Linked DNA regions of Homo sapiens: all the other regions are linked to region 4. A link is a contact called in ENCODE Hi-C or POLR2A ChIA-PET data. All regions are on one chromosome and are shown on one strand. Each heading gives the region's core, a stretch centred on a gene start or an enhancer-like site at or near the end of the contact. The rest is flanking DNA. Distances are from core to core; before and after follow the strand shown. Region 1 holds the start of LINC00886 (long intergenic non-protein coding RNA 886). Region 2 holds the start of TIPARP (TCDD inducible poly(ADP-ribose) polymerase). Region 3 holds the start of GMPS (guanine monophosphate synthase). Region 4 holds the start of SIAH2 (siah E3 ubiquitin protein ligase 2). Region 5 holds the start of U2SURP (U2 snRNP associated SURP domain containing).

The links. A loop is a pair of places that touch in the nucleus more often than their neighbours do. ChIA-PET counts read pairs that join two places held with the same protein, here RNA polymerase II (POLR2A). Pooled maps may share reads with other maps.
Region 1: a loop to region 4 is called in a pooled map, with 14 times the contacts of the local background. The contact joins the promoter of LINC00886 here to the promoter of SIAH2 in region 4. A Hi-C loop is called at or near these places in 2 of 37 single-sample maps with no recorded cell type and 11 of 50 pooled maps.
Region 2: a loop to region 4 is called in a map of B cell, with 21 times the contacts of the local background. The contact joins the promoter of TIPARP here to the promoter of SIAH2 in region 4. A Hi-C loop is called at or near these places in 1 of 168 maps with a recorded cell type or tissue (B cell), 1 of 37 single-sample maps with no recorded cell type and 8 of 50 pooled maps.
Region 3: a loop to region 4 is called in a pooled map, with 17 times the contacts of the local background. The contact joins the promoter of GMPS here to the promoter of SIAH2 in region 4. A Hi-C loop is called at or near these places in 8 of 50 pooled maps. POLR2A ChIA-PET finds 5 or more read pairs at or near these places in 3 of 52 experiments (HCT116, activated CD8-positive, alpha-beta memory T cell and naive thymus-derived CD8-positive, alpha-beta T cell).
Region 5: a loop to region 4 is called in a map of naive thymus-derived CD4-positive, alpha-beta T cell, with 15 times the contacts of the local background. The contact joins the promoter of U2SURP here to the promoter of SIAH2 in region 4. A Hi-C loop is called at or near these places in 1 of 168 maps with a recorded cell type or tissue (naive thymus-derived CD4-positive, alpha-beta T cell) and 7 of 50 pooled maps. POLR2A ChIA-PET finds 5 or more read pairs at or near these places in 2 of 52 experiments (MCF 10A and activated B cell).

Annotation. Positions count from the first base shown.
Region 1 is chr3:156,814,163-156,818,549 of GRCh38, forward strand. LINC00886 (long intergenic non-protein coding RNA 886) reads right to left here and starts at 2,900. Exons shown (of 3, transcript NR_038387.1): 1 at 2,725-2,900. RefSeq lists silencers at 2,354-2,683, 2,704-2,913 and an enhancer at 2,798-3,997.
Region 2 is chr3:156,673,096-156,677,847 of GRCh38, forward strand. TIPARP (TCDD inducible poly(ADP-ribose) polymerase) reads left to right here and starts at 1,495. Exons shown (of 6, transcript NM_015508.5): 1 at 1,495-1,701; 2 at 4,562-4,752. The coding sequence starts at 4,603. TIPARP-AS1 (TIPARP antisense RNA 1) reads right to left here and starts at 2,618. Exons shown (of 1, transcript NR_027954.1): 1 at 76-2,618. RefSeq lists an enhancer at 991-1,290 and silencers at 1,701-1,750, 1,781-1,850, 2,221-2,580.
Region 3 is chr3:155,869,256-155,873,630 of GRCh38, forward strand. It overlaps GMPS (guanine monophosphate synthase), which reads left to right and starts at 1,395. Exons shown (of 16, transcript NM_003875.3): 1 at 1,395-1,642. The coding sequence starts at 1,616. RefSeq lists enhancers at 840-889, 1,429-2,188 and a silencer at 1,030-2,249.
Region 4 is chr3:150,761,172-150,765,532 of GRCh38, forward strand. It overlaps SIAH2 (siah E3 ubiquitin protein ligase 2), which reads right to left and starts at 1,998. Exons shown (of 2, transcript NM_005067.7): 1 at 1,262-1,998. The coding sequence starts at 1,678. SIAH2-AS1 (SIAH2 and CLRN1 antisense RNA 1) reads left to right here and starts at 766. Exons shown (of 3, transcript NR_187306.1): 1 at 766-809; 2 at 1,168-1,236. RefSeq lists enhancers at 1,469-2,415, 2,934-2,993 and a silencer at 1,524-2,423.
Region 5 is chr3:142,998,894-143,003,221 of GRCh38, forward strand. U2SURP (U2 snRNP associated SURP domain containing) reads left to right here and starts at 2,677. Exons shown (of 28, transcript NM_001080415.2): 1 at 2,677-2,780. The coding sequence starts at 2,736. It overlaps PAQR9-AS1 (PAQR9 antisense RNA 1), which reads left to right. Exons shown (of 5, transcript NR_125393.1): 5 at 2,134-2,197. It overlaps LOC100289361 (a long non-coding RNA gene), which reads right to left and starts at 2,574. Exons shown (of 1, transcript NR_034032.1): 1 at 1,952-2,574. RefSeq lists enhancers at 115-1,115, 2,115-3,114, 2,389-3,038.

The DNA.
Region 1 (4,387 bases), core at 1,650-4,149, 6.1 Mb after region 4:
ATCATGAAATATTGGTCCAATGACAAATATTCTATAAGCCAAATATTTTATATAAAGGTGTGCAGCCTCCTACACTGTATTTCAGTACTTGATGGACTACATACAAATGAAAAAAATTGGTGGCACTACTGTATTTAAAATCTATACTTTTGTAATTTTACATGTGGGTTGTCCTAACAGTGGTGTATTATTTTATAATAGTTGAACATATCATCCTCCTCCAAGGATCTCGAAGCACCTGCAGTAAGTAAGGAATAGCTCCCTTCATACCTCTGCCAAGGTAGGTATGTTGTAAGCATTATTTCTACCATACCAAGATCACACATGAGTCAGTGGCAGGGCTGGCACTACTCCCTCATGACACTTCAGTTCACAGGTCTAACCATTAGAGTACTGCCTATACATTAATTCATTCCTTTCTTCATTCATAATATTAATTTGATGCAGTTTGCTAGGCACTAAGGATCAACTCCTTATTTCCTACTGAACTCACATTATATGAACATTACGATTTGTAAAATAAATAAATAAAGTAAAATAAAATAATTCTGGTCTGGGCATGGTGGCTCATGCCTGTAATCCCAGCACTTTGGGAGTCCCAGGTGGGAGGATCGCTTGAGCCCAGGAGTTTGAGACCAGCCCAGGCAACATAGGGAGCCCTTATCTCTACAAAAAATAAAAAATTAGCGCGGCGTGGTGGCGCACCTCTGGTCCCACCTACTGGAAAGGCTGAGGTGGGAGGATCGCCTGAGCCTGGGAGATAGAGGCCGCCATGAGCCCTGACCACCCCACAGCACTCCAGCCTGATCAACCAAACAGACTTGTCTCAAGAGAAAAAAAAAATCTGATAAAAATTTTAAATTCACAACAGAGATTTTTCTGTACCTGGTGATTAATCCTAATTGTTTTATAGTAACTAACATACCTATCAGTGAGCCAAATGTATACTAAGGAAATGACTGAAATACAGAATTTTAAAGATATATGCTCTTACGGCCAGGCGCAGTGGCTCACGCCTGTAATCCCAGCACTTTGGGAGGCGGAGGCGGGCGGATCACGAGGTCAGGAGATCGAGACCATCCTGGCCATCGAGAAACCCCGTCTCTAGTAAAAATACAAAAAAAAAAAAAAAAAAAAGCCGGGCGTGGCGGCGTGCGCCTGTAGTTCCAGCTGCTGGGGAGACTGAGGCAGGAGAATGGCATGAACCCTGGAGGCGGAGCTTGCAGTGAGCCGAGATCGCACCACTGCACTCCAGGCTGGGTGACAGAGCAAGACTCCGTCTCAAAAAAAAAAAAAAAAGATATACGCTGTTACGTTATAGATGTTATTCATGTGTCTGTCTCTAACATGAGGCTTTTTGATGCTTGCCCACACAGCTAATACTTGCGTTTTCTGTGTCTAATTAGAAGTTTCCGCTGGGTATTATTGTTGAGTTGGTATAAGATGTTCAAGACCATGAAAAGATGAATGTAACAGCTTCCTCATGGACTGATTTTTTTTTCAGTTCATCTGTCCTTTTAAGTAATCTGGCTGTTTGTACCCTGACTTTAACTGAATTCACAATTATTCCTCTTGCCAAACCATGCTTCCAGACTTGACTGTATAAATTAAATTTCATGCACGCATATGTGAGCCGTGTGTACTGCCTGTTAAACTAAGTAATATAAACAAATTGAAGGCACATTTGAATGACCTTTGAATTCCGTGTTAGAGTAGTTTTTAAACAGTTATCTACTGGGCAAAGTGTAAGAGACAACCATTTACAGAGGTTATTTTCAGTGTGCTTCTTGAAAACCCATTTGCTCATAGAATTCAGCCTCCTAATCATGCAAGTTGCATTTTGTATGGTTTTCTTCTCTGGCTCCCCACCCTCTTAGAATAGTTCTGACGCCCCCACCGGCGACCACCTGGAAGGGGCTGATCCACCCCCACCTCCCTCTGCGAAGCGCGGAGCGGCTGCGGCCACCCGGCCAGAGCCAGCGCTGAGCTGCGCTGCGCTGCGTGACTGGCTGCATTTCTCAGCCCCGACGGCTGTGGTTACTCAAACTGATCTCATCGCAGGTCGTCACGACACGCGCTTCCCCTCGCCTGCACGCGGCGTGGCGTGAGAGGGGCCCTGGCAGCCGGCGCGCCCACCCCTGATCCTTCGAGGCCCACGATGAAGCCCATCCTACTTGCAATAACGGCCCCGTTCTCATTCTTCAAAAGACGGCTCCCAGACGTCAACAAAGAATCTAACCTACACAGCGCCGGCCCTCGCTCCTTTCAGCCTCAGCGAGCGCTGCCCTTCATTACCCCCCAGCGCACTTCTGGACACTGCGCCGGGTCGCCGGGGTCAGCCGCCCGGCCACGAAAGTCGCCCCCAGCGTGCCCCAGGCGTCAGTGCACGCCGGGCTCCCGGCTCCAGGCAGGCGGGGTGAGGCAGCTCCGCGAAGGCCACTCGCTGGCGACCCCTTCCCGGGTCTCCTAGCCCTGGCCGGGCTGCCCCCGCGCCCGCCCCCGCCCTCGAAATCCAGGCAGTGCGGGAGGCCGCCTTGCTGCTCTCTCCGCCCGCACAGGGCCGCCCGACGGAGCGGGCAGGGAGCAGGCGCCAAGGAGGCCGAGAGGGGCCCAGGGGCGAGGTCGACTCTCAGCCCGCTGTCCCCTTATCCCACGTTTCGCAGCCTGAGGTGTTTGTTGTATATCGGGAACTGACACTTTTCGGCGTTAAAATGAGGGCGTCACCTGCTCGAACTAAAGTCGGTGGAGGGCGTCTGGAGCCGGGCGGAATCTGGGATGCCTCGCCGGATTACGCGGCGGGGTCGGCACGCGAGGCAGGCTCCGGGCGCACCAGGAAGCCCGAGCGTGCACTAAAGCGGCGGAAGCAGGCAGCGGGGGCGGGGCCGGCGGGCTGCAGGCACGCAGGCGGCGCGGCGGCCTGGGGTTGCGTGACCTGCCGGGCTGCGGTCGCACGCACTTCGTGCTTCAGGCGGCCGTCGCCGGGCGGGAGGTGCAGGTGCTGGAGGGCGGCGCCCGGCTTCTACTTTCAAAACACCGCCGGGGAGGGCAGTCACGCTATATTTCTGGGACAGGGAGTGAGTTCACCGGGGGAGGACACAGCGTCCCCTTGTTATCACAACGTGGGTAACATTCGGTAATAAAACGCGCTCGGACAGGATGTATTAAACGAATTGGGAACCGGAGCTGCTCTTTCCATAAGCAATCAAGCTGGGGAAACTTTACAAGGAAAGCTTTAAATTGCGATGCATGGCGCAGGAGTGTGGTTCGTGTGACATGCTTACAGAGAAAGGAACCAGAGCAAGGACGGTGGCTTTGGGACGAAATTTCTGTCCGCTCTGCACAAAGACTAATTACAGAGTCGTGATTTGGGGCATGCTCTCATTCCTCCCGGAAGCTTTCTTTGCAGTGTTTTATTTTAAAATCAGAGGTGGTTGATCTCCCTGGCATACGAACATGAGAGACCTCATTTATATGGTGACTCAAAAGCCCCAAGGACATAAAAAAGGTGCCACGTTTTAAGACACCAGAATCTAAGTTCCTTCTCAAGATCATGTGAGCAAAAAGTGTTTTGCCCGCACAGATATCTATTTACATAATTAAAATGTTTGTAGATTTGCAGATAAATCAAGTTTAGAGGACAAAACAAAAAATGTTACCACGATAGTTTTTAACACAAGAGCACCCCAGTCAACTGAAAGCTTGGGAAATTCCACATTAGTTTATTTTCTATGTACTTAAACTTTGATTTGGTGAATCTATGCTCTCTTATTTCCCTATTATGACTCTTAGGCCTATAGTGCCTAGTTACACACACATTTGTTTTTGTGATACATGTAACATTATAGGAAAGGGGGGATTCTCTAGGGTTAGAATAGACACAATAAACTCCTAGGAAGCTTTCTCAAAAATACATATTCTCATCTCAGCTTACCATATGTGGGAAAAGGCAGCAAGATTCACTGTTTAATTTTAAAATGTTCTACCAGCTGACTGATTCTCACGTGGGATTTTTTTTTTTTTTCCTGGTCTGCCCAGCACGCTTAATTTCTTCTGGGACAGAACTGCCTACCCTTCCTGCCTGGATTGTGCTTCTGCCTTTACTCTTCTAGAATGTAGTTAGAAAGGGAGGTGTCATTGTGTGTGGCCTTGCCTACTTGGTCCCCACACTTGGTCGAGAGGCATATACCTGACTCAAGGTAAGCCAATGACAAACAGCACTTGACTCCTCCTGGCCTTAGTAATTTGGTTAAAGAGATTGCATATCATCCAAGTTGTGCCAAAGAAAGTCATTTCCTGGCAATTTTCTAACAGGAGGGTGGGCATAGATGCCTTCTCCCCAGTTCCTTTTGGTGACAAAATTGGACCGTCAGCCACCACTGCTCTGCCA
Region 2 (4,752 bases), core at 245-2,744, 5.9 Mb after region 4:
ATGAGCCACCTGTACTATGCCCTGACTGAATTCCTGTGCCAGAGAATTCAGAATCATGAGTAAATAAAAGAGCCATTGTTTTAAGTCATTATATTTTGGGGGTGGTTTGAACACAGCAATAAATAACTGAAATACTACTAAAAGCATAAAGAATGTATAACAACCTAATTGTTACAAGGGAGTGGAATTAATAATCTACAAGAAGGCACAAAAGGACAGAAAAGAAACAGAACAAATGAGAAAAATAGAAAGCCAACAGTAATATGGTAAACTCAAATATTAGCTTCTAGGCAATTCTATGTATGAGTAGACACTGACCAAGATCTTGTCTCAATAAGATTTTAAATGTAAAGATTTTCATCTTTTACCTATTGTCCTCTGAATTCCGCCCATATCATTCTCACCTTAGTTTAATGGCCCTGCCTTGATGCAATTTGAAATAAGCTGCTAAGGAGATAACACCCTTAATCTATTCATTGCTGGTGCGCTTACCCAGTCTGGTTTAGAACCGTTTAACAAAGGCTTAGAATCATAATGTCTATGATTATTACCTCTTAGCTCCTAGTTTTACTGACTTCCATGTCTGGAATTACCAGCACTTCTTTTTCGTACATATGGATTATATGAACTAAATGTATTGTTTCTTCCCTCACTACTGAAAATCTATTCAATATATGGAGTTACAATTCAAAGTATTTTACAACCCAGAAAATATGGCCATTCCGTATGTGGTGTGTATTTCAGAGGTGCTCTGCAAGCTCCATGAGGACAGGCGTGAAGTTCAGGCTACATGCCTGGTACGTAATAGACGCTCTGACAGACATTTGCTGAATGAATAAGTTAGTCACTACGGCGTTTGTGGGCTTTAAAACACAAGTAAATGCGCTTCTATCGCCAAAACCTCACAGCTTCCCTTCTGCAAGGTGGCGTACAAGGCCCACGAAATAGTCGGCCGCCGCAGGTGCGCAGCCTGTCCAGCCTGTCCGGCTCGGGGCAGGCGACCTCGTCTGGTGGCAGTGGGGGAGGCAGCCGTTTGCTTCCTCACAGGGTGTGCCGGAATCAGAGGCTGGAGGCGTCTGGGGAGTAGGCAAATAAACAAAGCCAACCGCACCGAAACGGGTCGTTCCGTTTCACATCCTCCCTCGGGTGTCTGGGTCTTCTCGGAACAAAGTGACCCTCCATCTGTCCGCAGGCAGGTGGAGCCCGTCCCACGCGGCACGCGCCTTCCTTCCTCACAGCCGCGTGTAGACGCGGACCCTCAGGGACACTGCGGACGCGAGAAAGGACACGCCCCCTCGCGGGAGCATAAGTCCACCGCACAGAACTCGCGCGCCTCCCCTCGAACGAACGCGCACGCGCGCGCAGGGGGCGGGTCTTCTTCCCGACACCCACTGAGCGCCCGGCCTCCTCACCCCACCCCACCGAACTCCGGCCGCCCAGGCTCCGCCTCCGCGACGGGCCGTCGGGAGGAGGCGACCGGAAGCCACTTAAAGCAGAGATCGAGGTGACAGGCGAGCTGGCTGGACTCGGAGCGCGGTCGAGGCTTTCTGCGTTCGCGGCGGCGGAATGGCCCGTGCGCGGCTCGCCGCGTCGCGGCTCTGTGGTCCCTAGACGTCGGCTCCCGCCCTCGGCGCTGATCTCCGGCGCGGGCACTGCTTTCCACTCGGCTCCTGTCGTCCGTTCTCTCAGGCTCCCGTTCAGGTAAAGGGCTCCGGGAGGGCACTGAGGGGCTGAAGAACCCTAGCGGGGAGTGCGAGCGCCGGCCTCGCGGCTCCGGCCCCGGCCCCGGCCCCGCGCCGGCAGTGTGCGGGGCTCTCGCGGATCGGGGTGATTGATTTTGAGACTGCCCTTTGTACCGAATTCACTCGGGTCCCGTCAGCATGAAGATGGAATTGGTTTACACTTCTTAGGCACTTAGAGCCTGTGGCAGGTGTATACATCAGACCGAGGCGCCGAAGGATTTAGTTGGGGTCGCAGGCGCCTGCCCCTTCCCCGTTCGTCAGGGTGGGGGCGCGTCTATGCGGCCTCCCCCGCGGGCCGACCCCGGGTGCTCTGAGGCGCCTAGGAGCCCTTCCCAGACCCCGGGGGGGAGGGCACGGCAGCTACGGGAGCCTTCCGGCTACCCCGCGTTTCGGGCTGCAGCCCAGAAGTTTGGAAGATGTTTTCACATTAACTTTGAGAGCGCACAAGTCTTCGTCTTCCTCCCCGCCGCCGCGGGAAGCGCTCGCCGCCTTTCCCCCGCGCTTCGCGGCTCAGTTCTGCGAGCCCCCAAGACCCGTTGGACGCTCCTCGGGAGGTGAGCTGAGGGGGTAAAGAAGAATTAGAGAGAGAAGGCGCCGCGAGTAGTCTCTGGGATGCAGGGAGGCCGGGGCGGGTCGTTGGTCCGAAGGAGGCTGGACAGGAGTTGGGGGGCGCCCAGGCGCCTGCTGAGGGGAAGGCGGGGGCGGGGACGCCCGGGAACACCCGGAATTGCAGAGCCGGGCGGCGCCTCAGCTGCACTGCGCGGAGTTGGCGCGGCCCGGGACCAGGAGCTGAGCAAACCGCCGCGGCCAACAGGAGGCGTCACTCGGACCCGGGCTCGGCGCCGGGGTGTCGCGCGGCGGCGGGCGGGCAGGCTTTGGAGCGGCAGTTTTTTCGGAAAGTGCTTTTGGCCGGGAGTGCCGCAGAACCCCAGCGTCACGAGGTGAGGGGTGTCGCGGTGTGTCGCCTGCCGCTGGAGACCGGAGGATGTGTTCTTCTCATCTTTATTTTTCTGTTATGAAAACTAATTGAGGAGCTAGGTTCTAGTGGCTTTCCCCCTCCAGCCACTTCTCCAGTTCTCTGCTTCTTCCTCCCAGTTTTGTTTCCGAGTTTGATGAAAGGGCAATAATAGGAAAAGTTGCGCGCGCGCGCTTGCGTGTGTACGCGCAGACACACATATAAATAAAATCGATTTAGTGTCTATTTTACCTTGATTGGGTTTGATAGGAGTGGTTAGAGAGTGTGCGCGTGGGGAAAGCACAGGCCGGTTTGGTATGGTGGAGAGGGAATACCACAATCTGTGCCAATTGTGCCTTGAGGCAATAACACCAAATGATGAATAATAACGCCTGGCTTGGCTCCTTTCCAGTTGATTTATGTCTCATGTCAGATCCCTCCTTCTTCGTGAAGCTTTCCCTAACAATGCCAGCTTACAGTGAACTCTCCTTTTTCTGCCTTTTCCTTTTGTACTTATCATGTAAATTTAATACTTCGTTATAAACTGCTTTGTATTTTACTTTTCTGAATTTGATGGACTTCTTACACATAGATTTATGACTCTCCAATTAAATTTTTAATATTCACTTTTGGGGACACTCAGTTTTACCTTTTGTTGTTGACCCACAAACAACAAAGAACTAAGCATTTAATATGTGCTTTTCTTAACTAATTCAGCCAACAAAATATATATGGAACACCAGCTGTGTGCATTGTGGTAGCTAGGCACTTTATTGGGCACCTAGGATGCATATTTGATTAAGTCATGGGACCTTGCGTCACAGATCTCTTTCAGTTTATTGGACAAGAGAGAAGAGGATTAATTGCTCATCACCATTCCTTTCTCACCTGGCACAATCTCAGTAAATGTTTTCAAATTTCAGTTTTTTTCAAGGGGTCTGATTCTTGGAAGAAAGGACTTTTTCGTCTCTTTCAGTAGTTGATTAGGAATCTGAAATTTGGTGTGTGTTTTATATTTTTTTTTTATTTTTCTATAGTATGCCTTCATTTGCTCTTTAAAAATGTATGTATGTAACTTTTCTGAAGGCAAGAACTAGGAGGCTTTTTCTGTGTTACCAAGTTGTGCTTGTCTTCTGACACATCGTGCAGTGGTTGTTGCTAATGGGGCTTCTGTTACTAAACACACCCTTGTATTCCATCAGAAGCGGTAATGTTTTTGGGGGTTGTAAAAGTAGACTCTTAACATTCTTGGATAGTATATTAGAGCTTTCTGAATATAGAAATGCTTAACAGACTCCTGGCTTTCTCCCATAGAACATTTCAATTGAGAGCCCCTGTTACTTGTGTATGTTCTTATACCCTTAAATTGACTCACTGTTTTAAGTTTGAAGTTTATCTTTCATTTGATGAACTTTTAAAGAAACTTTTTGTCAACTCATGAGATAGGTGATACATAAACAACTATAAAGAGAACCGCAAAGCTGAGTGGAAATGTGGTTTCCCTGCTGTCATCATCTAGATACAGTTATTTCTACCTCCCATTTCCCACCCCACTCTAACCTTATAGTAGAAATTCTTAACCTAGCAGAATTGCAAACTCTTATGTATTCAGTCCACAAATGCATGCCAATGGCCTGTTGAAAGACTCTTCTACTTTTACCTGCTGTGTGCTTTTGAATAGCCTTGGGTGCTTTGGAGCCTTAATTTCTCGATAAAATTTAAAATTGACTTGTAAAAACTAAATATAGTATAAGAGGAATGGTTTCAGGGAATCAGTCAGGACAAAAACAAAACATTTTAATGAATGAATGAAATCCAGTTGCTGTCAGTTTGTAAATGATCATCTTCCTTCCTTTCCTCGTAGGATTTTTAGACTCTGAGGAGCAGTTGGAGCTAATCCACATTATGGAAATGGAAACCACCGAACCTGAGCCAGACTGTGTAGTGCAGCCTCCCTCTCCTCCTGATGACTTTTCATGCCAAATGAGACTCTCTGAGAAGATCACTCCATTGAAGACTTGTTTTAAGAAAAAGGATCAGAAAAGATTGGGAACT
Region 3 (4,375 bases), core at 145-2,644, 5.1 Mb after region 4:
CAGCCTAGAATATATTTAAACTAAGCATTGTTTAAGATAGATGGGACTTAGCCAATCCTTAATGCCAGTATATCACATCACATTCCACTCCATTAGGGGTGGATGTTTATGTAAGTTGAGGTTCTCCTATTGGTTACTGCACTCTTCTTTAGATTGTGCATACAGACCTACCCAGAGAAGCCAGTATCCATGGCTTTGGAGAGTTCAAATATTCAATTTTCCGTTCAAAAAAAGGTAAGCGAAATACTTAAGTCTCAGGCCCACTAGGACCTTAAGCCTTTCGTTTTTGTAAATATTTCACTAATAAACTGTCTACACTTTCCCAGATTGGGCAGGCCTTACATTCTATATATACTGAGAGGCACATTATCTCACTAAGCCTCAATTTCCTCATTTGTAAAAAGGATAAGAACATCAATCCTACCTTACTACTTTCACGGGATTGGTTAAAGTTAGCTTTTAAAGTATTTTCTCACTCTGGCTCCTTAATACCCTAGCTACAGTCTGACACAAGAATGACTGCAGCAAAATGTTGGCTGTATTATAATAAAAATATTTGTGGAAAGGCTTTGTTAGCTGGAAGCCATCTCAAGTATTATTCTTTATACCCCAATCTCGATTTAGGCCTCTAGGTAACCAAATTCAAAGTAACACCTCATCATCATGATGGTTGCCAAGGGGTAGGTGGAGGGACTGCAGCCCCTTCCCCACAAACAATTCCAATAAAAACACTGTTGTGCAAACAGAGCTTCACGACCAGTTCCCTGGGCCAGCTGCTCACCAGATTACCACTCCCAAACTCCCTTTTCTTTGGAAATACTGCACCTGCTGTATTTGTGGGGAGCTGTATAACTTTTGAAGTATCTAAGTGATCAGTTCCTACAATGACATCCTTGAGATATGGCCACGGAACTTTCCAAAGCAGCCTTGGCCTCCTTCATGTCCAGCAACCTGAGATAAGGCCACGCCACCGGCTAAGAGTTCCGCCAGGGGCCCAGCTCTCAGGAGGCCTCTTCGGTGCCGCCAGCCTCCCGAAGTCATCCAAGGTAGCAGGCAAATCCGGCAGCAGCAAACTAGCTCGGATTCGGCTTCGGTTTTTCTCCTGGCCGGCGCCACAGGCCCCTCCTCCGGGGCGGGCTCCTCGGTGCGAGGGCAGGAGGGGCGGAGCCGGTGGATGCCGCGGGCTCCTCCTCCCAAGGGCGGGCCGCGGGAGACCCGGCCGGCTTTGCCGGCGGGGACCGGGCTGGGGGCGGGGCCGGGCGCCGCGAGCCCCTCCTCTCGAGGGCCGGCCGGTTTGGCGGCGGCTGCGGAGGGTATCTGAGGCTCGGCTGCCAAGCCGAACGGGCTCTGGCTCCTCCCAGTGGCCGGCCGGGGCGGAAGCAGGAGGCGGGGGCAGCGTGCGCGCTGCTGGTCTTCTCTCCCGCGGCGCTGGGGCCCGCGCTCCGCTGCTGTTGCTCCATTCGGCGCTTTTCTGGCGGCTGGCTCCTCTCCGCTGCCGGCTGCTCCTCGACCAGGCCTCCTTCTCAACCTCAGCCCGCGGCGCCGACCCTTCCGGCACCCTCCCGCCCCGTCTCGTACTGTCGCCGTCACCGCCGCGGCTCCGGCCCTGGCCCCGATGGCTCTGTGCAACGGAGACTCCAAGGTCAGCGTGGGGGTCCCTGCAGCACCGCATCCCGGCGGAGGCGAGGCTCCCGGACCGGGGAGCCACCCCGCGAGGCCCTTCCCCACCCCCTTCCCCCAGCCCGTCCGCGCAGCCCTGCGCCCCGGGCAGCCACGCGTCGTAGAGTCCCTGGTCGGGGCCTGTGGCATGTTTTATCTCGGGAGCGGCGATGCTTTGTTGATCTTGTCTGCGTGTCGAGGTCCGGGCGTCGGGGAGGGCATCAGCTCCCCGCGGCCGCGTCGCTGGCCCCCGCCTCCCCCGCGCCGCTGTGGGGCGCAGAGCCCGCGAGCGCGGCGCGAGGGTGGGGGTAGGGCGGCGAGCGGGCTTGTGTGTCTGCGTGTCGGGGTGGGGGCTTCCTCGGCTCCCACCCCGTCCCTCTGGGAGGCTGGGGGCCCGTTGTGGCGATCCCGGGGCCCGCCGAAGGCAGGGCAGGGTCGGGGCCTCCTGTGCGGCGTTGGAGCTGGGCCGGCCTCTGGTCTTCCCGCCACCCCGTTTCCCGCCTGCCCTCGGCGAGGCCCGCTCCATTCCCCCCGCCAGCCTTGGGCTCCGCGGCGGTTAGGCCGGTTCTGGACGAACCCCTCGGAGCTGCACTGTCTTCCCCCTCCCCCAACGCCCCTGCAGGCCCGCGTGAGGGCTGGTGGCCCCAGGGTCGCGCACTCCGTTCTCCCTCCCCGCTTCCTTCTCAGAGAGGAAAGGGTGTGTGTCCAGGTCCCGCCCCCGTCCAGCTTGCTCCCTGTCGAGCTTGCTGGTTTGCGGGGTAACCCGCTTCCCCGCCTTTGGGGTCCCTCCCCGGGACGCGAGCCGTGCCAGCTCGCCCGAGGCCTGGGCAGTCCGGAGTTCCGGAGTGCTGGAAAAGTTGCCGCCTTGACGTACCCGGCGGGGAGAGCACGTTTGACCGCTGCTGCTCATCTCTCCTCCAACTCACTTTTCTTAGACCGTTCCTCTTACTTTCGTCCCGCTTTTGAATTGGGCACCTTCGCTTTCACCTCTGTATTAAAATTTTCATTGGCCTGGAGTTCTTTCTGACCTTCACTAAGTCAGTTTTGCCAGCGGGAAACCGTGCAGTTTTGAATTGCGATTTACTTCATTAAGATACACCTCCTCTGTACGCTGTTGAGGGCCTAGCTTTAGGAAAAAACTTAATTAAATTTCATTCGGGGGGTGGGATTGTATACTTCGAGGTGGATTTGGTGCTCTACGTCAGATAGTAGTGCCTTGTTCAGGCAGAATTTTAACATTCTTTTTAAAAGGTGCTGCTCAAGGGTCACATCTTAGGAGGTCCTCTTGAATGGTTGCTTAGCACCCGGTAATCATTCAAAAAGTATTTGTCGAACAATGAGTAAAAGATTATAAGGTAGCTGATTTTAACTCTTTTAAACCAAGGCACCAGTGGTGCTTAGGTCCAGGGAGCTGTTAAGACACACAAACCTTTAGTTTCTGACCTAAGGAGCAAATGTAAACCCCATTGTCCAGCTCTTTCCCGATTACTAGTCGACTTGCAAAGCATTTTTCTGCCTAGTTTTGAGTCTTACAACTCATTGGAAAGATTCATCTTTATGCTGATAGATGAAATAACTGGTGTTAGAAGGACTGAAATTTAATTTATGGGCTTTGAAAAATATATAGTGCATTTGAGAGGAGTATTTTCACAAAACTAAGTGACAGAAAAGTATAAGATTTGTTTCCAGAGTATATAAGAGGATTTTTCTTTTTCCTAACTGGTATTTTTTCTTTGTTTTGCTCTAGTTGGAATGACAAAGATAATCTTATCAGTTTGCTATATTTGAGCCTAGGGTGAATTAATTTTATTTCAAGGTTCTTTATGTTTTATAGCATAATTAAACATTTTAAAAACTATGTTAACAATTAGTTGTGGACTGAATTGGAAGCATTTTCAAGAGGAACATCTGGAGAATTAATATATTTCATCAAATCTATGATTATTGTATGTACCCCTGAGGAAGAAAGTCCTGACAAACCATAACATGCCAGTGATCATAAACATTTTAAGTAAAGAGATATTAAATATGGGGAAATACCTTATATCACCTACTTTATTATGCATATTTCTAAGAGGCCCACCTGGAAATAAGTAGGAGTCTTATTTTCCATAGCCTACCACTGAACCACCTTTCCCTTGGGAGGAAAGGCTTACTTTGTACATTGATTGGGCCTTGGCTGTGTGTATCTTAGTTCATAAATTAAAAGTTGGGCAAGAGCTGGTTTTGATTCCTGTTTCTGGTACATTTCAGTTATCAGGATTTTCTAAAACGGCGTTTTTGCATGATAGAAACTGGAGAGGGGCCTAAAAGCTATGAAAGCATTTGGGTTATTTTAATTATTTTTTATACACAATATTTTATTTAATTTTTAATTTATATTATTTTTTTGAGACAGGATCTTGCTCTGTCACCCAAGCTGGAGTGCAGTGGTGTGATCACAGCTCACTGCTGCCTTGACTTCTTTAGCCTCCTGAGTAGCTGGAAGTACAGGCGTGGATCACCCCGCCCTGCTAATTTTTATTTTTTGTAGAGACAGTTCTCGCTGTGTTGCTCAGGCTGGTCTGGAACTCCTGGGCTCAAGCTATCCTCCCACTTTAGCGTCCCAAAGTGCTGGGATTACAGTAGTGAGCCACTGTGCCTGGCCAGTATTTTATTTATTTAAATTTTTTATTTCCGTATGTTATTGGGGAGCAGGTGTCGTTAGGTTACATGA
Region 4 (4,361 bases), core at 748-3,247:
AAGACAGCTTAAATGGCCCAAGAGGCAGCGCAAGTTACTTTTACAAAAAAACTGGAAAGTATTAGTGACATTATCTCCACTTCTAATTTCAGAAAATGACTTTACAGTATACTTCTAGGTTATAACGTAGACAAGTATGTCTGTGAAACTGCTCCTGAAGGTTTCCACGTAATAGCTGCAGGTAAACAAATGTTATAATATGACCACACAATGCAATACTATGCAGCCATTTAAAATACAATGAAGTCGACTAGGTTTCAGGCATAGAGAAATATGTGTGATAATATGAATTTAAGAACAGCAAGTTGCAGATGCCATTTTTGGAGAAAAACTTACATCTATGTGTGGGTATTAAAAAACCTCCCTGACATACACTGACATCTATGATTCTATATTTAGCTGCGAGGGTGTATGTATATATAGTTTAAAAAGATACACACTAAACCTAACAATGGTGGGAAAGGAGGGGAGAGATCTTGGTCTTTCATTTTACTTCTTGTCTTGGTGGCTTGCATTTTTCGCAAGGGCATTGAAAACTTTTTACATTAAATAAAAAATGAAGTGATGAGCTTTAAACAACTGTAACAACAGCTCTTGAGTGCCCTTGTTAATTTCTTGATTGACTGTTTTCACCCCACTTAGTACAACAACGCAGCCACAACTCCTCAGTCCTTCCCAGTCTTTGGAAGGCTAGGAGAGAAAAAGGCGTGGCTTGCAGGGTTTTCTTCTAGCTAGAGGAAAACAGGCTGTAGGCGCCCTTTTTTTAGCTACAATCCCGAGAGCTCCCACGTGTCAGGGGTGCGCAGACGGTAGGCGCGGGGTGCAGGACTCCAATTATCAATTCAGCCGAGCCCAGCGCTGGTAAAGGGGGCGTTTAGCTCGCCCGTTTCCTCCCTCCTCAATCCCCACACAGTCAGTTTCTCGGTCCAAGTTTTACTGGTGCGGCCCAGCCCTACCGAGAGTACCCGAATACACGTCTGCAGAGGACGCGGGCATTGGGCCGGGTGAGCTACGATGTTCTAACGATCAGCAAATGCCAATTAATCTGTTAATTGTCTATTAACAATTATTACTCGGTAAATGTCAACCCAGACCTACACCCAAAGTGGGCTTGAGGGAGGGTGGACGAAGTGTAAACATTTTTTCTTTTTTTTTTTTAAATGAGAGATGCCGCCCGCCTCTCCGGGCCTGCGAGTGGGCTGGCGGATACCGGAGTCCCTGAGGTCACCGGCGGAGGTACGTGGGCTGTCCCTGGGCTTACCTTACAGGGAAACAGGACTGCCGAGGCCACCTTCTCCATAGCCAGGTTCCTGATGCTGGGCGTCAGGGCGCCCCTGCACGTCGGGCAGCAGCTCAACTTCTGGCGGCATTGGTTACACACCAGGTGCCCGGCCTGGCACTGCAGAATAGGAGGCAGGACATAGTCAAAGCAGACCGGACACTCGAAGAGCGAGGTCAGCTCGTGGTGCTGCGGGGACACCGGGCCGGCCCCGCCGCCGCCGCCGGGGCCCGAGATCACCGCCGCCGCGGCGGGCACCGCGGACGAGCCGGGGCCCGCAGCCGAGATGGTGGCGGCGGCCGGGGGCGCAGCCGGGGACGGAGTGTGCTGGGGCTGCGGCGGCGGCTGCTTGCTGCAGGGTTTATTAGCGCTGGGGCCGGTGGAGGACGGGCGGCTCATCGCGCTCCGAACCAACCATGGAACTGCGGGCGCCTGCCTGCCGCGGGGCCGCCCGGGTCAAGGCGGTGCGCGCCCCGCGGGCAGCGAGCTCCGAGGCAACGCCACGGCGCCCAGCCCAGGTCCGGGCGGCGGAGACGCTCGGCGCCCGGCAGGCGGAGGGCTGGACCGCGCTGATGCACTCCGCAGCCCCCGGCGTTCCGAGCACGCCTCCGCGTCGGACCCCGCGCGGTGCCCTCCTCCCGGCGGCGTCCCGGGCCCCGAACCCCAGCGGTGCGCAGAGCCCTGGCCCACCCGCTTCTGGAACAGCCGCTGACGCAAGCCCCGGGGGCGCGCGCGGACGTGACGCCTGGACACGTGTGCGGCCGCCCAGGCGCGCGGGGACTGGCAGAGCCACCCTGCGCCGGGGCGCTGGCTCCGCCCGGCTCCAGCTGGCAGCGCAGGGGGCCGCCTAGCGCCGGCGCTTCCTGCTCGGGCTGCGGGCCGGGCCTGCGCCAGTGAGCATGCCTGGCTCGCTGCAGCCCCGCGGGGTTGTCTTTTCTGGGTTGAGGAGGGGGGCTACTCTCGGGGAAGCGTCGCCGAAGTCCTCTGGCCACACCCCGGGGTGCCTGGCTGACGCGTCCCTCAGCTCAAACGAGAAAGGCAACTTCAGGCGGGGCGGGAGCGTGGACGGTGGGTGGGACCGGACGCGGGCGGGCAGGGGCGGGGCGCGGGCGCCCCTGCACTAGTCGGAAAAAACCGAGAGGTTTCTCTTCTCAGGGCTGAGTCACCAGCACGCAGGAGAAGAGGGCGAAGCGGCCACCCGCGTTCTGTGTTCGGAGTCAGGACGAGAAGCATTGGGTGGGAGCAGGGCGAGGGGCTCGAGTTGGGTCTGCAGCGGGCACAGGACCTAGTTTTGTACAGTTAACGGTGGGGTTGAGTAAAGAGGGGGGCGGTGGGGAGGATGTAAGCTCCCTTTATTCCTTTCCCAGCGGACCAGGAGGAAGCTTCGTTGAATTGAGCGCCCCTGGCTCGTATAGCAGGCCGAGGAGGGAGCTCATGGGCAGCGTTGGCTAAGAGTTCGAGATCATCTAGAAATGTCAGAAACGTAGGTTGGGTCGTGAGGTCTCTGAAGACAGTGGGTGAAACTCCAGTGTAAGGCGCTGCGTCCGCTTGGTAGAGAGCCGGCCGAAGTCCGAGTCTTTGTTGCGAGGCGTAGGGCCACCCTGCGCGCCCAGCAGAAGCGCTAGAGGGCACGGTTGCCCGGGGTGAACCGCATGTCCAAATGTAACTGTGTGCTCCGAGTTAAAATTGTTTTTCTGCAGACTTTGCTTGAGCCAACGATTCCGGAATTGGGGAAAGGGTTACCTTAGGTAGAAATCGGAAATTTATAGGAGACACAGAGGTAAGGACCAACTGTTAGGACTGAGTGAAAAATGGTTCCCTCCAACTGTAAAAGTGGAAAAAAAAATACCTATCTTATAGGTGGGGCAGTGAGGAGTAAATGAGTTTAATATATTTCAAGCTTTTAAAACAACCTCGCCCATCATAAGCACTGTTTAAACATTAGCTCTTATCTTTTAAAAATATTAGTGGATGTTTAAAATGAATGAATACAATTTGTCCAAGAAATATGGCGTAAGAGCCCAGAAGAAATAAAGTTTAATCTTACAAAGGGCTTCTGTAGAAAGAATACATGCATGGAATTGATGGAATTTGGTATAAATCTTGAAAAAACTTAATAGGTGTATTCAATCGTTCAGTAAATGTTTCCTGAGCATTTATCATGTGTCAGCTACTGTTGGAGCTCTGAGAATGGTTCTCATGCAGTTTACATTCTAGTAAGAGAGCAAGGCCCAATAACCAAGCACTCGTGGGAGAAGAAGGATTTCAGATACCACGGGGTGGGCAGGCATTATAGCAGGAGCTAAAAAGCACAGAGTGAAAGCATGTATTCTGGGATTGCATTGGGACTTGGAGGGGATATAACGGGAGTGTAGGGGTGTGGCGTTAGCACAAGGGGAGCCTCAACTGGCTTAATAAGACATTTACCTCAATGATAGGGGTAAACCACTGTAGGGTTTTGTTTGTTTTTTTAAGAACACACAACAACACTAGGTTTTGTAGGTTTTTGGAAGCTCTTTAGTAACATGGCTGAACCTGAGTTTTTGGATAGGTAGGGAGCATAAAATAATAACTAATGTTAATTGAGTGCCCACTGTATGTTGGGCATGGATAGTTTTAAGTATTTATCATAACTCTCTGTGATGAATACTACTGTTATCTCCATTTTACAGTTGAGGAAACCGAGACATAGGTTACTTTGCTCAAGATCACACAGCTGAGAATGTGGGAACACGCTAGGAGCCCTTCTTAACTACTAGTCTGTATGCCTCTAAATTATGCCTGATTCCTACTTACAGTCTTGTTAAACAGTTAAGATTAGCACACTCAACAGAGTCAGAAAACAGTTGTTCAGCCTATAATAAAGCACTAAATTTTGTGGGCAAACTTTACATAAACTCTTTCCTTAGCTGGTCTAGAGAGAAAAATTAAATCATGTTCTATTTATTTCATTTTCACCTTTTTATGACACAAAATATAAGTGATAACACAAAAATCACCTACTGTTTTACTGTTATTGGAGGAAATGTAATATTTTTCATTCTTAATTTAAAATCAAAGCATTTGGAATTTATTAATGGAA
Region 5 (4,328 bases), core at 1,427-3,926, 7.8 Mb before region 4:
GCCCAGGCTGGTCTCGAACTCATGGGTTCAAGCCATCTGCCTGCCTTGATCTGCCCGCCTTGGCCTCCCAAAGTGCTAGGAGTACAAGCCTGAGCCACTGTGCCTGGCAATGATTTTGAATTTTTAAAAGCGTACTTAACCCTTAATAAAGGCCCGTATTATTTCTAGTCACATCATATTTGTCTGACTTGCTTTGGGGCTTACAATATAAAAAAGAAGAGAGGAAAGAAGTCTGCATTCTTTTGTTTTTGACTCTTCAGGAGTATTTAGTAAAAATTATTTTTAAAATAAGTAGGACTTTGGGGATTTGACTGAAAAGCTACACATATTCACTTTCTAGTGACAAAATCAGCCTGTGGCATTGTCAGAACACCACAAGGCATACCCAGTCCCACTTCTCCTCTTCATCTCAGCTGATGATTTCACTTTCTAATCCTATAAACAGTTAAGATCTAGGCTGGGCGCGGTGGCTCACGCCTGTAATCCCAGCACTTTGGGAGGCCGAGGTGGGTGGATCACGAGGTCAGGAGATGGAGACCATCCTGATTAACATGGTGAAACCCCGTCTCTACTGAAAATACAAAAAATTACCCGAGCGTGGTGGCGGGCGCCTATAGTCCCAGCTACTCGGGAGGCTGTGGCAGGAGAATGGCATGAACCCAGGAGGCGGAGCTTGCAGTGAGCCGAGATCACGCCACTGCACTCCAGCCTAGGCGACAGAGCGAGACGTCTCAAAACAAACAAAACAAAACAAAACCCTGTTAAGATCTAGTGTGCTGAGCTCTTCAAAGTGGTAAAGTATAGGTTCCTTGGAAACAGAAGGGTCTCTGATTTAGGATTGGTGGGGAGGGAGGACTGTAAGCCTTCCTGGAGGAAGGGACATCTTCACCCAGAGTAGAATTGGATTAGACTTCAATGAGAGGGCAGGGCAAGGTTGAGGGAAGAGGCCCAGAACTGAAAAAGTATGACAGAATCCAGCAGTAGAAGTAAATTGAATTGGGTTGGAGGGTGCAAGTCATTCTAATTTCATGTGTAGCACTTGTCACTTTCAGATCATTTCTTGTTTACTGTCTGTTCTTCTACCCTCATACCCTCACAGAGAATAGGAGGCCTGGCCTGCTGATTCCTTAGTGGCTGGCATATATGTCTGTTAATCTTTCTTGAGAGCCAGCCTTGTGTCAGATCCTGTTCTAAGTGCTTCCCTCGCTCCCCACCCCCGCCATTCAACAAAATTCTACTTCTTCAGAGCTGGTTCAAATGCTTTCTTCTCTATGACCACCCCCCCCCCTGCCCCGCCCCGTCTCTTTTCCTCACTCCTACTCTCAGAATTAATTACTTCTTTCAGAGGTCCCTCAGCTATTGATCCTTCCTTGCAGCATCAATTTAATTATGCATAGTGTCAGTTTGCGGTTTCCTTGTCTCCTCCATTTCTCATTAAGTTTTAAATCATATGAAGACAGTGCATGTTTGTCTGTCTCTGTAAGCCCTACAACACTTTGGGCAGGCTTTTACACACAAAACGGGGCTCAAAAATATTTTGAATAAATGATTTAGGGAGAGGTCCACAAACGCCCTCCACTCCCACCCTAGTCCTCAGAGCAATACTTTAAAATAAAAATCTGACCATTTCAACCTTGTTAAAGGCCGATCTTCATTCTGAGAACAGAATTCTAACTCCTAAGCACGATGGTGACCTCAGGGCGCTGTGTGAACCTGCACCCGCACCCCTGTCCAACCACGTCCCTCCCCACACCTGGTCTAATAAAACGACTGCTTTAGGTGACCTGCACGATCGGCTGTACTGATTCATGCCACAGGCTTTTACCTCAATTACTCCCTCTGTCTGGAATGTCCTTTCTTTCCTTGCCTGGCCTGATTCGGGCATGGCCTTCTCAAGCAAGCTTTCCGTCTTTGAATCTAGGCCCTGATTAAGAACTTTTTAAAAAAGTACTAAGTTCAGAAAAGTTTAATATGGTGTTCCCCCATTTATGTGATTAAAAATGAAAACAATACTAAAGTGTAAAATGTAATCTTTAAAATGTCACACAACTTTACATGCATGCTAGATTTAGAATACCATCTGTATTTACGATTTTCTCTTATTGACTGTCTCCACGCGCACCCACTCTGCAGACGCCCTAAAGAGTGTCTATCGGATCACCCTCAAGTTGGGTCAAACGGCTCCTCTTCTCGGCTTTTCGGGAGCAACCCTATCTCAACATTCACCATCTTAAGATGAGCAGACTGCAAGTTTGCCTCTCCCACCAGTATGGGAGCTGCCGAAGCGGCAAGAACAGCGTTTCCGTCCATCGAGCGCCAGGTCACCAGTCAGCTCCAGTCCTATTTTGAGTTGAAGTAAAAGCTCCTCCCTAGATGGCCAGTGCACGTCTTTAAAAAGCGACTCCTTTCCCACAAAGGAAATACGACTGGTTCGCATCTATCAAGGGTTGGCGTTGGGATAAGAGGGTGAAGTATCAGCTGGCCCTGATTCTCTGAATTCCCGGACCCAATAACGCGACCAAGCACCGTGACTCCCAGGAAAACTAGCGGAGTGAGCGCGGCTGAGGAAATTACTGACACCGGAAGTCACGTGAGCGGCTGCCCCTAAGGTCGCTATCTCGACAGTCGACTATTCAGCCTTGCAGGCGCCTCTGGCGGGCTTCACTGAGATCCGCTCTTTCGGTGCTCGACTCGCCCGTGCTGCTGCCGCCGCCGAAGGAGGGGCAAAGCTCAAGATGGCGGACAAAACGCCAGGCGGATCTCAGAAGGCCAGTTCAAAGGTAATTTCTGACAAAATTTCGTAAGTCAGCGGATCTACCACTGTCGTTTGGGGCCCACAGACGCTTCTGGCCTGTGAGAGGCGATTGGGATTGGGGTCTGCATTCTAGTCGCGACGGTAGGCCCGGGCGCCGCCGCACCGTTGTGCGCAGGTTGAGAGGCCTGGTATCTCCCCATAGTCCCAGCCGGGATTCAGCTCGAGACTGGCGTGCCCAGTGGGTGGAGGCGTGAGTGCTTCGGCCCGCGCTTGGCATTGGAGTGAAATCAGGAATTCAGATTGAGGTCTGAAGCAGTGAAAACGCTCTCCTGTATCTCAGCTTCCTGCGCCCTGAGGCCGCCAGACAGCGCCTGGGAGAGAGGCGGGAATCGCTTCCCGGTGCTTAAATGTCTGCTGCTTTTTTCTCGGTTTTGGATCTCACTCACTTCCGGCCTCCCTCAGTTTCCCTCCAAGGAATGAATAACCTCTAGGGTCGCCAGCTGTGAGGGGAGGACCACTAGGGCAAAGACACGGAGTGGGAAATGCAGAGGCGGGAGCAGCTCTCCTTTGCAGTGCTGCATAGCCAAGGTTAATGTACAGTCTACACGTGGTCTTTACCTTAACGGGAAGTAAAAAGCACTTTTGAGGGTAGAGGACTCGTGGTCTCTTTCTTTATGTTGAAGAAACAGTGAAAAGAGAAGCTCCGTAGACTTGTAAGCTACATACGATTAGTAAATTGCATTTGTGTTTACAGGGAACCCTGGGCACGTATTGTGAAACCAGTGAGCTGTGGTAGTAGTTAAGCATTAGTACGGTTGGGTTCTTAGTTGCCATCTTGGGCGGGACATTTAATCGTTTTTTGGTTTGGGTTTCTGGTCTCGAATATATTAAAAGTAATTGGTACTGCCACGAGGTAGTTAAACTTTCCGATGCTGATGCAAGAAGCTGTGTAACACTTTCAGGTGCTAGGGACTGTTAAATCTTAAAGAGTGTGTGACTGTAAATCGGCTATTAGAAAGTTAAATTTACGGTAGGAGAGAAGCTTGCGTTTACAGTTCTGAGAAACATCATAACTCGTTTTCTACTTGCTTTCTCTAATCCGACTGTTTATGCCATTTGGTGAACGATGTACACCAAAATAATTAATTCATAATTAGTAATGGTCTTAACAGACATCGTTTAGTTACATAGAAACTTTGGTGAGGGGCCAGTTTCGGCTTCTTTACAAGGTATTGTGTCAGTTTTTTTTCCCCCTCCTCAGTACATTTTCTCGTCTCCCTCTCTTTGGGGGCGAGCTCTACCAACTCTTCTCAACAGACTCCTGACAAGAACATACCGTTAGGGAGCTATTACTAAAGCTAGCTACGTTCATAACAAGTCGTGCATAAGCCTCACAATTTTTGTTTCTTCTCAAAGTAATATTTTAAGTATTCCCTACTTGAGGTCTTGGATACATTGAAAACATTTCAATGTCTGTGTTCAGGCTTCCTTCTAAAATAGTGCTTCTCATGACTGAATGTATGGCTGTTCTCAATAAATAAATTATTGGATTATCCAGTAATCTTTTCTGTTT